3 separate regions of the Homo sapiens genome follow, and regions 2 and 3 are each linked to region 1. A link is an interaction called in ENCODE POLR2A ChIA-PET data of the cell type or tissue named here. Cell type or tissue: HepG2. All regions are shown on one strand. Region 1 holds the start of AGT (angiotensinogen). Region 2 overlaps FSAF1 (40S small subunit processome assembly factor 1). Region 3 overlaps COG2 (component of oligomeric golgi complex 2).

Evidence for each region. ChIA-PET counts read pairs that join two places held together with the same protein. Peaks named below come from ENCODE experiments on the same cell type or tissue, not always from the same donor. Only the 100,000 strongest peaks of a DNase experiment are listed, where the experiment ranks them.
Region 2: POLR2A ChIA-PET joins it to region 1 with 6 read pairs; 1 of 35 experiments calls an interaction of 5 or more read pairs at or near these places.
Region 3: POLR2A ChIA-PET joins it to region 1 with 6 read pairs; 2 of 35 experiments call an interaction of 5 or more read pairs at or near these places.

Annotation. Positions count from the first base shown.
Region 1 is chr1:230,712,355-230,716,354 of GRCh38, forward strand. AGT (angiotensinogen) reads right to left here and starts at 1,768. Exons shown (of 5, transcript NM_001384479.1): 1 at 1,732-1,768. In HepG2, a CTCF peak has its summit at 3,351 (motif pointing right); DNase peaks (open chromatin) are centred at 1,967 and 3,357; H3K4me3 peaks cover 2,933 bases; H3K27me3 peaks cover 246 bases.
Region 2 is chr1:231,232,348-231,236,347 of GRCh38, forward strand. All of the region lies in intron 2 of FSAF1 (40S small subunit processome assembly factor 1), which reads right to left. Among named protein-coding and RNA genes, the nearest start is that of FSAF1, 6.8 kb to the right of the region's middle. In HepG2, no CTCF peak of the experiment used is centred here; DNase peaks (open chromatin) are centred at 924, 1,804 and 3,984.
Region 3 is chr1:230,656,082-230,660,081 of GRCh38, forward strand. It overlaps COG2 (component of oligomeric golgi complex 2), which reads left to right. Exons shown (of 18, transcript NM_007357.3): 2 at 3,383-3,544. Among named protein-coding and RNA genes, the nearest start is that of COG2, 16 kb to the left of the region's middle. In HepG2, no CTCF peak of the experiment used is centred here; a DNase peak (open chromatin) is centred at 2,250.

The DNA of each region.
Region 1 (4,000 bases):
TCTGCTTCAGTCATTCAAATGCCAAATTCTGACCTCAGCTACCATCTCACCCCACTCCCCATGCATTTGACTCCATCCGCTGTTCTCAGGAAGAGCCACATGACATGGAAAAATGGAACAGAAAACTCTCTCTGCTGCTTGCAGGCCTTTCTGTGCAGAGAAGCCTAAGCCACCAGTTCACACCTAATCTAGACAGTCACATCAAATCAGGTCAACAGGGGAAACCTGTGGGAACCGACTGCTGGGAAGTCCTGCCTGACAAGCGCCAACTGTTCGGGGTTTGGATGGCGCTGGTCGATGCAGCCCGCTCACTGTGCTGCTCCTGCTCAGGCAGCGTCTCCAGAGACGCAATTCCATGGGCCATTTTTGAGGCAGAGACTGTCGTTTGTTCTCAGTTGTGATCTGCGGCTGCTCCCTAGGCTGGTTCCAGGTCTGCACGCAGCCGCGTCCTGGGAGTAATGGTGCTCTGGGGTGGCGGGCCTGACACCCTCGCCCTGAGTGCCCCTCCGCCTTCTCCTCTCCTGCCCCTGCCTCTTGGCCAGCACCTGCCCCTTCTATGTCTCCCTACTTCTCCCGGGCTGAATGCTAAAGGTGAAGATGACGGCTCATGCTCCTGTGGTGCCTGCCATTTGCAGGGCACTGTTCTCATATCAACCCCTCTGACCTCACCATAGTCCTCACCTTCCCTGAGGTTTCCCTGATGCAGTATTTCACCCTGCAGCTTTCCCCACCACACCGGGCACTCTCAACTCTCTCATCCAGCTCCCCTTTTCCCTCCTTATAACCCTCTGTACCATGTAGTTATGCACTTATTCTGTCCAGCGTCTTTGTCTGTTTGCTCTGATGTGAATGTGAGCCCCGGAACAGGGTTCCCGCTGTTGTGTTTACTAATACAGCCCACATTCCTAGGATAGTCCCTGGGACCTACTGCATCCTGGAGAAGTAGTTAATGAATTGGTTCATGCTGTTTTGCAGAGGAACAGAGAGGTCCAGTGACTTGTTCAACGTCACACAGCTGGGAAGAGACAGAACTAGGACTCAGAACCAGGCCCCCTGACTCTGTCATCCACGAGCTGAAGCACCAATCTACGCTGCCCTCGAATAAAATTGGAATCTGCCTTTTAGCTTATCCCAAAGCTTAGAAAGCACTTTCATGTTATATTAGTTCTCTTCAGCTATACCAGAGCCCCTGAGACAGGGAGCCCAGGCATCGTTATTAGTTCCATTTTATAGGTGAGCAAATCGAGGTTCAGGGAGATGGTGACCAGCCTGATGACACACAGTCAGGCAGTCTGTCTCGAGGGAGGGGTAGGGTGACCACTCTGGGGATCCCAGCTGGAGACTGACCGAGCCCGGCCCTTCCCTCCAGCCCCAATTCCTGCACAAGCCCTGCTATTCCTCCTGATGGCAAGAGGACCCGGTGGACTCTTGGCCATGATGACTCTGTTCCTGTACCAGTCTGCTCCGTTCCTGAGGACCCTAACTTTTCTCAGCGGAAGCAGGAAGACCTGACCATCTTGTCCTATTGCTGAGGAGGAGCAGCTCCTCCTGTAAGACCCCAGGTGGGCACCGAGTGGGGGAAAGCCCGCGTCCGGATGACTGGTCTTATGAGAGGGGAGAGGTTTTTCAGTCATCACCGTGCCTCCTCCCGGCCTTTTCCTCCTAGCCCACAGCTCAGTTACATCTGAGAGAGACAAGACCGAGAAGGAGCTGAGGGGGCCCCCGGCTTACCTTCTGCTGTAGTACCCAGAACAACGGCAGCTTCTTCCCCCGGCCGGGTCACGATGCCCTATTTATAGCTGAGGGGTGGGGATGGAGCTGTTCCCAGGCTGCCTGTGCACAGGCTGGAGAGGAGGGTTACATCACTTGGCCAGACCACAGGCTGGCCAGAAGGACAGATGCCAGAAGCGACACTCACGCTGGGACCTCTTCCAGGAAGTCTTAGTGATCGATGCAGAGTTTCACTGCTGAACAGAGTGAGCCGGTGCAGGGTCGAGTTACACATTTACCGAAGTTTGCAGGAGTCGGGGCCAAGGTTCCCAGAAACGGGAGCATCTCCCTAGGTGTGTGACAGCCTGAGGCCAACCACCCAGGCCTTCTGACCCAGCCCCGGGAGATGTACCCCCAAGAGGCCACAGGGACATGCAGGCCGGAGGTGCAGAGGGCAGAGGGCAGGGGAGAGTCTTGCTTAGGCAACACGGGGGCCACTTCTGACCCTGCTGCCCGCTCATGGGATGTGTGACCTTCAGCTGCTCCAAAGAGCCTACCCTGTGCAAAGGCCTCTAATAGACACTGGGGAAAACACACAAGCAAGTGAAAAGTGCCTTCTGGAAGTTTCCAGTGTAGCTGGGGAGACTGTTAAACACCAACAATAGCACAGCCAGATTGAAAGACACAAACAAAATGCCTTCAGGATGCAGGCATTGAAAGATGTGCTGTTCTGTGTTTATGCTGTACAAATTGCAAATGGTAAGTTTCACATGACCAGTAAAAGGGTTATAATTCTTATTTTCCTATAGGTAAGACTTGCTTTTGTAGTCATTATAACAGGGCATGACAGAGACCTTGGTGAGAGTCGCCAGAAGCCAGTGATCACAAGTGACGCAGTGGGTGAGGCAGGTTGGGAGTGGTGATGTGTCCAGCCTTAAATACATGGTATTAGGGCACTGAAGGGACAGGAAGGAAGATCCTGCTTCAACACAAGCAGGTTCAAGGAGCCACGGCATATCCACGATGGCAGACATGAAATTACCCAGGAATGGAACATTTAACAACAAAGAGCAGGAAGAGATGGTGCCTGGATATGAGGCAGAAGCTGTACATTCACTGACTGAACAATCAACAAACACACAAATACCTCTTTTTTACCCATTACTCTAAATCTTCATTTAAAAAAATCATATCTCACATGGGCCTGTAAATTCTGAAATACATTTTTTTAATTACTTTGTTCCTATAGATAGGGACTCCTCAAAAATCACTTGTCTGGGGCCCCACAGCGACTTAGAGGTGGCTTTGTCTGAACAGAACATTCGGGCCAGGTACAGTGCCTCGCATCTGTAATTCAAACACTTTTTGAGGCCAGGAGATGGAGGTTACAGTGAGCTATGATTGCACCACTGCACTCGAGCCTGGGCTACAGAGTAAGACTCTGTCTCTAAATAAATAGACAATTTTAATTTAATTTTTTTAAAATAAGAGACCATTCAAAGTGCTCCTGCCTGCGAATGGGTTAGTTGGAACAGTAGAGACTGGGGTCCTAGGCCTGGCTGTGCCACTAACTAGTTGTTTGAGGATCAGCAAGTGGTTTAACTGCAGTAACAAGTCCACCTGGACACAAGGGGGAGGTAAGGATCTAGCACTGATTAAGCAACAACCTTGTGCCCAGTGTTTAAATATTTCGGCTCTTTAAAGCCTCACAATTTGTTTCATTCACTCACTATTCCTGGTGCTCAGCATATGTCAGGGAACAAAACAAAGATCCTGGTCTTTGGGAGAGTTTCCACTGTGCCTGGGCCTCCTGCCTCGGGCCCTTGGAATGATCACTCCATTCAACAGCAAAGATAATAAACAACTGATCAGGTAACATGCTGGAAAGTGGTGTAAAAGAAAATAAAATTTCAGGACCCTCTAAATTTGGCCTCTAAGCAAGCCAAACTTCTCTTAATAATGACACGTTACTGGGGAGAACATAAGAAAATAATTTTGGTTAGATTGGACCCAATAAAGAATATCTGCTTAAACTTGTTGCAAGATTGGTTAAAAGCCCTTAATCCATGCCCAAGGCTGACTATCAGCTGGGGGATCTTCTACGTAAGGCTTTAAAGCTCATTAAAATCAATCAGAAAATTGCTAGAGAATTTTATTGAGAATGTAAATTATTCCCATAAGGAGCAGCCATTCAAACTGACTGCAGACATTTGACCCAGCTCAGATTCAGGCCAGTTTTCTTCCCAGTAGGCACCTTCTGTGTTCATTCCATCAGTGGAAGTTTCTTATG
Region 2 (4,000 bases), 520 kb after region 1:
AAAGAAACACGAGCAGAGGGGGTGTGTGCCTACTTCCACGTGGACCCCTTAAGAGCCCTTCATTAACTCCCCTTTCCTTCATTAAAGCAACTAACCACCCTCCAGATGGTGGCACCCCGTCATCCCGGGTCCCTAGGTGAGGATGGTGTGGCACAGGAGACCTGCCTCTGCAAATCCCGATGGCCATGTAACATGAGAAAAATTAATTTTTGTCTTTTAAACCACTGGGATGTAGGGACTATTTGTTATCAAATCACAGCCTAACCTATCGCAACTAATCTAGCCTTACTATCCCACACAAGGGAGAGGGATATGTATGGAGATTCTGAGAACTTATATGCTGGGCAGGGAAGAAGGAAGAAAAGCTAGAAAAAGAAAGAACAGTTTGGAAGAAAAGTGAGAGATGAAGGCAGGCAGTCCACCAGATTCAGCAAACCCGTCTATGGGGTGATTTAGGTATTTTCTCTTACGCGGCTTAGATTTTCTTTCTTTTTTAATCTATTAGTTGAAGTGCCCAACCAACCTGTCTCCAATTAGAGAGAGAGTAGCCCGGTAAACAAATGCTCTTTTAAAAATGCAGACGGCTGTATGAATATTAAGAAGTTTGTTCACACCTTGATGAGCCTAAATTACTTCAGCTAGATTACTTTCTTCCTAACACCCATCTGACACTGATCTACTCAGGAACAGGAAGTCTGGCGTAAAAGTAAGAAGAGGCACTGGAGCATGGAGGATTTCCGGGTGGAGTACCATGCAGTGGGCTACATCCACATTGCGGGGCAGTATGAGAGCTGCAAGAATTTGGGGAACGATCAAAGCTATTTGACTATAACTTGCAAGAAATGTCTCTGTCTGGCGATGGCTCAGAGTCAGTGTACTTGTGTCACTCAAAGGACAAAGAGCAGAGCCTAACCTCACCTATGCTCTCTCTAGTATAAAAGTTATGTACACAGTGTTGAAGCCAGAAAGCCTGGGGTCTGAACCCAACCTTTGGCACTTACTTCAGCTCCATAATCCTTTATCTGGCATCCTTAGGGTCAGGTTCCAGCTTTAAAATTCAGAAGTCTTTACATTTTAAAAAGGCAAAACTGAATATACTGAATATTACAGACCACTTCCAGTAGGGTCCAAGGCAGTAATCCATAATTAAACACATTAATATTTCTGTGGCAATATCTATGAATATTCACACCAAATGAGATGAACAAAAAATTTTTTTTTTTGAGACGGAGTCTTGCTCTGTTGCCCAGGCTGGAGTGTAGTGGCACAATCTCGACTCACTGCAAACTCCGCCTACCGGGTTCAAGCGATTCTCCTGCCTCAGCCTCCTGAGTAGCTGGAACTACAGGCGCATGCCACCACACCCGGCTAATTTTTGTATTTTTAGTAAAGACAGGATTTCACCATATTGGCCAGGCTGGTCTTGAACTCCTGACCTTGTGATCCGCCTGCCTCAGCCTCCCACAGTGCCGGGATTAAAGGCATGAGTCACCGTGCCCAGCCGAACAAAAATGATTTTTAAAAGCTTCATCAGGTTTTTCTGCCAAATAAATCTGCACCAATCTTAAAAGAAAAGGGATCAATCAAATTGTGGTTTCCAGAGCTCTGGGTGTTTGGAATTGCAGATATGGGGCTGTGAGGTTAATGTTTAACTACAGGCAAGTAACTTAACCTCTTGTAAGTCTCAAGCTTCTCTGTGAAATGAAGACAGGTGCCAGGAATTGTGAGGATTGAGACCATAAATGAGTTAATGAACATAAACAAACACTCTCAGTACACCCCCAATAAATATTAGCAATTCGCTATATGCTCAGGGGCGGCCTTCATGTACCTCAGTCTCAGGATGCAAAGGTCCCTTCTGATCTACAGAACACTATTCTATTATGTGTTTCTTATCTCTTTCTTATCTGAGGCCACAAAAGAGGCTAAGGTTCCTGAAACAGGGGCAGTGAATGATTCACGTTAAGATGGCCCAATGCTAGCTGTGGAGAAATGGCAGTGACACAGCTCTAAGGGCTGAGCAACACACAGGTGTGTTAAGCTACATCTGACGCTTTCATTGCTTAAAAGCATAAGAATTTTCTTCCTTACAGGCAGCCTTGCACTTATGAAAGAGTAGGTTTGCCCATTCATTTTTTTGAGATCACTAGTCCAGGCCACGCTATTTTGAACCTGGACCACTGCAACAAACCCCTACATCAGTCTCCTCATGCCTCTTGCTATTGCTCCCTTATAATCGATTCACCACATAGGAGCTACAGTGATCGTTTTAAAATTTAAATCAGATTACCTCATGCCCTTGCATGAAATTCTTTGGTGGCTTCTCATGTACTTAAGACTAAAGTCCCAAGGCTCACTACTGCCTATGAGACCTGGCAAGGGCTGGTCTCAGCCTGTCTCTCTTGTATTAGCACCAACCATTCTCCCTTCTGTCCTAGTCTTGCTAGACTTCTTCCAGCTCCTTGAACACACCAGGCCTCTTCATACCCCACAATGTTAGCAAGGCTGTTTTCTCCCTCCTTGGCTCACTCTTCCCTGCCCCATTCACCAGCACCATTTAATACAGCATTAGCCTGAATGTTACCTCCTGAGAGACCTCCCTGACCACTACATCTAGACCAGGTTCTGCATGGTACTCCAGGACCCTATTTGTTTATAATTCTTTCTAATTATATTGCTCAACTCCAAAGTAGATTGTACAGTATACTCCATAAAGGCAAAGCACTATTATCTTCTTCACTGCTCCATCTGCAAGGTCTGCAGACAGCAGGCACCCAGTGATTGGTGGAATAAATGGAGGAATGAATATGTGATCCCATACTATTTCCAGCCAAATTACTTGTATAGTCACTACATTAAAAATGGGACATGGGCCGGACGCAGTGGCTCACGTCTGTAATCCTAGCACTTTGGGAGGCCAAGGAGGGCAGATCACGAGGTCAAGATCGAGACCATCCTGGCCAACATGGTGAAACCCCATCTCTACTAAAAATACAAAAGTTAGCTGGGCATGGTTGTGTGCACCTGTAGTCCCAGCTACTCAGGAGGCTGAGGGAGGAGAATCGCTTGAACCCGGGAGGCGGAGGTTGTAGTGAGCTGAGATCAGGCCACTGCACTCCAGCCTGGTGACAGGGCAAGACTCCATCTCAAAAAAAAAAAAAGGGACATGATGGCTGGGCACAGTGGCTCTCACACCTGTAATCCCAGTGCTTTGGGAGGCTGCGGCAAAAGGACTTCTTGAGATCAGTGGTTCAAGACCAAGCCTGGGCAACAAAACAAGACCCCAACTCTACAAAAAATTTTAAAATGAGCCAGGCATAGTGGTGTGCCCTATAGTCTTAGCTACTTGGGAGGCTGAGGCAGGAGGATGGCTTGGGCCCAGGAATTGGAGGCTGCAGTGAGCTATGATCACACCACTGCATTCCAGCAGGAGTGACAGAGTGACACCCTGTCTCTAAACATAAAAAAATATATATAAATGGTGGCCAAGTTCCGAGATGACCCCATGAAAACCTGCTTCAATGCACGATGCAGCTTAATCATAGAATTTATAGCACAAGTTCTGGAAAAATAGGGTAATTTCCTGGGTCTAGGCAGGGCCAGCTGGATTGTTGTCCAACTCACCATCCCCTTCTTCCTTTCTCAAGCATTCTCTAAAAATGACCAGCTGATGCTATGATTGGTCATGGAGATTACCATTACCCATCATATATTTTTGCCACCCATGTCTGTTTAACTGTCCTACAATGGCTTAGAAGTTTTTAGAGAACAAGGGCACAACTATACTTTCCCATGTTACACAAACTCAGCACAGCTGGTGTATTCCAATTAGCACCAGTTGGCTGACTACCCTTTAACTTGGCATACCCAGGATATGCCATAAGAACTAGCATTATATTCATGTGTATTTATTTCCACACCGCAATGTCAACATTCTGAGGTCATTTTACAGGTGTATGTGTTTTTAATGTGTCCACATTCTGTTTCCTTAACCAGACAC
Region 3 (4,000 bases), 56 kb before region 1:
AGGGTTTTTCGTGTCTCTATCTCCTTCAGTTCTGCTCTGATCTTAGTTATTTCTCGTCTTCTGCTAGCTTTTGAATTTGTCTGCTGTTGCTTCTCCAGTTCTTTTAATTTTGATGTTAGGGTGTCAGTTTTAGATCTTTCCTCCTTTCACTTGTGGGCATTTAGTGCTATAAAGTTCCCTCTACACACTCCTTTACATGTGTCCCGGAGATTCTGGTACGTTGTGTCTTCGTTCTCATTGGTTTCAAAGAACATCTTTATTTCTGCCTTCATTTCATTATTTACCCAGTAGTCATTCAGGAGCAGGTTGTTCGGTTTCTTAATCCTGAGTTCTAATTTGATTGCACTGTGGTTTGCGAGTCTGTTTATTATGATTTTCATTCTTTTGCATTTGCTGAGGAATGTTTTACTTCCAATTATGTGGCCAATTTTAGAATAAGTGCGATGCAGTGCTGAGAAGAATGTATATTCTGTTGATTTGGGGTGGAGAGTTCTGTAGATGTCTATTAGGTCCTCTTGGTCCAGAACTGAGTTCAAGTCCTGAATATCCTTGTTAATTTTCTGTCTTGTTGATCTGTCTAATATTGACAGTGGGGTGTTCAAATCTCCCACTATTATTGTGTGGGAGTCTAAGTCTCTTTGTAGGTCTCTAAGAACTTGCTTTATGGATCTGGGTGCTCCTGTATTGGGTGCATATATATTTAGGATAATTAGCTCTTGTTGCATTGATCCCTTTACCATTATGTAATGCCCTTCTTTGTTTTGATCTTTGTTGGTTTAAAGTCTGTGTTATCAGAGATTAGGATTGCAACTCCTGCTTCTTTTTGCTTTCCATTTGCTTGGTAAATATTCCTCCATCCCTTTATTTTGAGCCTATGTGTGTCTTTGCACGTGAGATGGGTCTCCTAAATACAGCACACTGATGGGTCTTGACTCTATCCAATTTGCCAGTCTGGGTCTTTTAACTGGGGCATTTAGTCTGTTTACACTTAAGGTTAATATTGTTATGTGGAATTTGACCCTATCCTTATGATGCTAGGTGGTCATTTTGCCTGTTAGTTGATGCAGTTTCTTCATAGTGTCAATGGTCTTTACAATTTGCAATGTTTTTGAAGTGGCTGACTAGTTTTTCCTTTCTACGTTTAGTGCTTCCTTCAGGAGCTCTTGTAAGGCAGACTTGGTGGTGACAAAATCTCTCAGCATTTGCCTGTCTGTAAAGGACTTTATTTCTCCTTTGCTTATGAAGCTTAGTTTGGCTGGATATGAAATTCTGGGTTGAAAATTGTTTTCTTAAAGAATATTTAATATTGGCCCCCAGTCTCTTCTGGCTTGTAGGGTTTCTGCTGAGAGATCCACTGTTATTCTGATGGGCTTCCCTTTGTGGGTAACCTGACCTTTCTCTCTGTCTGCCTTTAACATTTTTTCCTTCATTTTAGCCTTGGTGAATCTGATGATTATGTGTCTTGGGGTTGCTCTTCTCGAGGAGCATCTTTGTGGTGTTTTCTATGTTTCCTGAATTTGAATGTTGACCTGTCTTGCTAGGTTGGGGAAGTTCTCCCGGATAACATTCTGAATAGTGTTTTCGAACTTGGTTCCATTTTCCCCGTCACTTTCGGGTACACCAGTCGAACGCAGATTTGGTCTTTTCATCTAGTCCCATATTTCTTGAAGCTTTGTTCTTTCCTTTTTATTCTTTTTTCTCTAATCTTGTCTTCTCACTTCATTTCATTAAGTTGGTCTTCAGTCTCTGATATCCTTTCTTCCGCTTGATTGATTCGGCTATTGATACTTGTGTGTGCTCCACGAAGTTCTCATGCTGTGTTTTTCAGCTCCGTCAGGTCATTTATATTCTTCTCCAAACTGGTTATTCTAGTTAGCAATTCATCTAACCTTTTTTCAAGGTTCTTAGCTTCCTTACATTGGGTTAGAACATGCTCGTTTAGCTTGGAGGAGTTTGTTATTACCCACCTTCCAAAGCCTGCTTCTGTCAATTTGTCAAACTCATTCTCCGTCCAGTTTTGTTCCCTTGCTGGTGAGGAGTTGTGATCCTTTGGAGGTGAAGAGGCCTTCTGGTTTTTGGAATTTTCAGCATTTTTGTGCTGGTTTCTCCCCATCTTTGTGGATTAATCTACCTTTGGTCTTTGATGTTGGTGACCTTTGGATGGAGTCTTTGAGTGGACATGCTATTCCTTTCTGTTTGTTAGTTTTCTTTCTGACAGTCAGGCCCCTCTGCTGCAGGTCTGCTGGAATTTGTTGGAGGTCCACTCCAGACCCTGTTTGCCTGGATTTCATCAGTGGAGGCTGCAGAACAGCAAAGATTGCTGCCTGTTCTTTCCTCTGGAAGCTTCGTCCCAGAGGGGCACCTGCCAGATGCCAGCCAGAGCTCTCCTGTGTGAAGTGTCTCTCAGCCCATACTGGGAGGTGTCTCCCAGTCAGGATACACGGGGGTCAGGGACCCACTTGAGGAGGCAGTCTGACCCTTACCAGAGCTCATACACTGTGCTAGGAGGTCCGCTGCTCTCTCTAGAGCCATCAAGCAGTGACGTTTAAGTCTGCTGAAGCTGCACCCGCAGCCATCCCTTCCCCCAGGTGCTCTGTCCCACGGGGATGGGGGTTTTATCTATAAGACCCTGACTGGGGCTGCTGCCTTTTTTTTCAGAGATGCCCTGCCCAGAGAGGAGAAATCTGGTAGTCTGGCCACAGCGGCCTTGCTGAGCTGCAGTGCACTCCGCAAGCTCCTGAACATCTTGTTCAATAGAATACTCAACATCCATATAAAACATGAGTGCAAATTTACATGGATTATGAAAAGACATCCAAGTTGTATTGTTATATGGGGAAAAGCAGTTTACATAACAGCATGAATATTAAGATTCTGTGTGTGCATGTGACACATAGAAAAACATCTGGAAGGATGTGAATCACAATGTTAGGTAGAGAAAAAAATTAATAGATTAATAGTGCTTATCTCTACAGCATGAGAATTTCAGTGATTTTTTTTTTACTCTGATGGATATTTTTAATATAATTCTTTGTTGTTTGAAAGTTTTACATTGAACATTTGTTACTTTAAAATTAAGGGGAAACGTTTCTGTTTTGAGAAGAACCTGATTGAATTGTGTTGTTTTGAAAAAGAAGTTCACTTTTAGAATTTTAGGCAACAGAAGAGGATGTTCTCAGTCAGGGGCCACCCTTCTTGGCACCTTTATAAAGCGGACAAACACCTTCATACTGTCATGTATAAGCCAAGATACTTTCTTCCTGCAGCAGCATGGCCTTGTAAATGACGGGAATGGGCTTTCTTACTCTTTCTTCCATTTCATTTGTATATGTCACTGTGATATCATTGCTATAATTTTTTCTTCTCTGGTTTTATTTTTCAGGAAGATTTCGATGTCGATCATTTTGTGTCTGACTGTAGGAAGCGGGTCCAGCTGGAAGAACTGAGAGATGACCTGGAGCTCTACTATAAACTTCTTAAAACAGCCATGGTCGAACTCATCAACAAGGATTATGCAGATTTTGTCAATCTTTCAACAAACTTGGTAAACTTTAAATCCACGGTCCCATTTACATACATACAATTTCTTTCTCACTCATACTTATTCTTAGAAGTGTTGTGTGTTTTTAGAAACCTTTTAGTTGATGTCCTCACAGAAATTTGAAGAGATCCCTAATGTCATCAATAAAATAACCAAACTTTCTTGATATACAATTTTGCTTTTTTACTTAAGACTATTCTAAATTAAATATTTTTTTAATTTGATATTATTAGTGAAAAACAAAGGCTAGCAGTAGCAGACTGGTTGTTTTCATTAGCAGCTGATTACCATGAAATCTCTCTGGTTTAGACCAATTTGCAAGAGCAAATATCAACTGTTCTTAAGGAAGTGTTTAATTTACTTTCAGATACATACGCTAGCCACAGCTAGATTGAGAGAACATTGGCCAGTATTGATCTTTAGGAGGCTTGGTTTTATAAAATGTGAGAATAGTTTGTC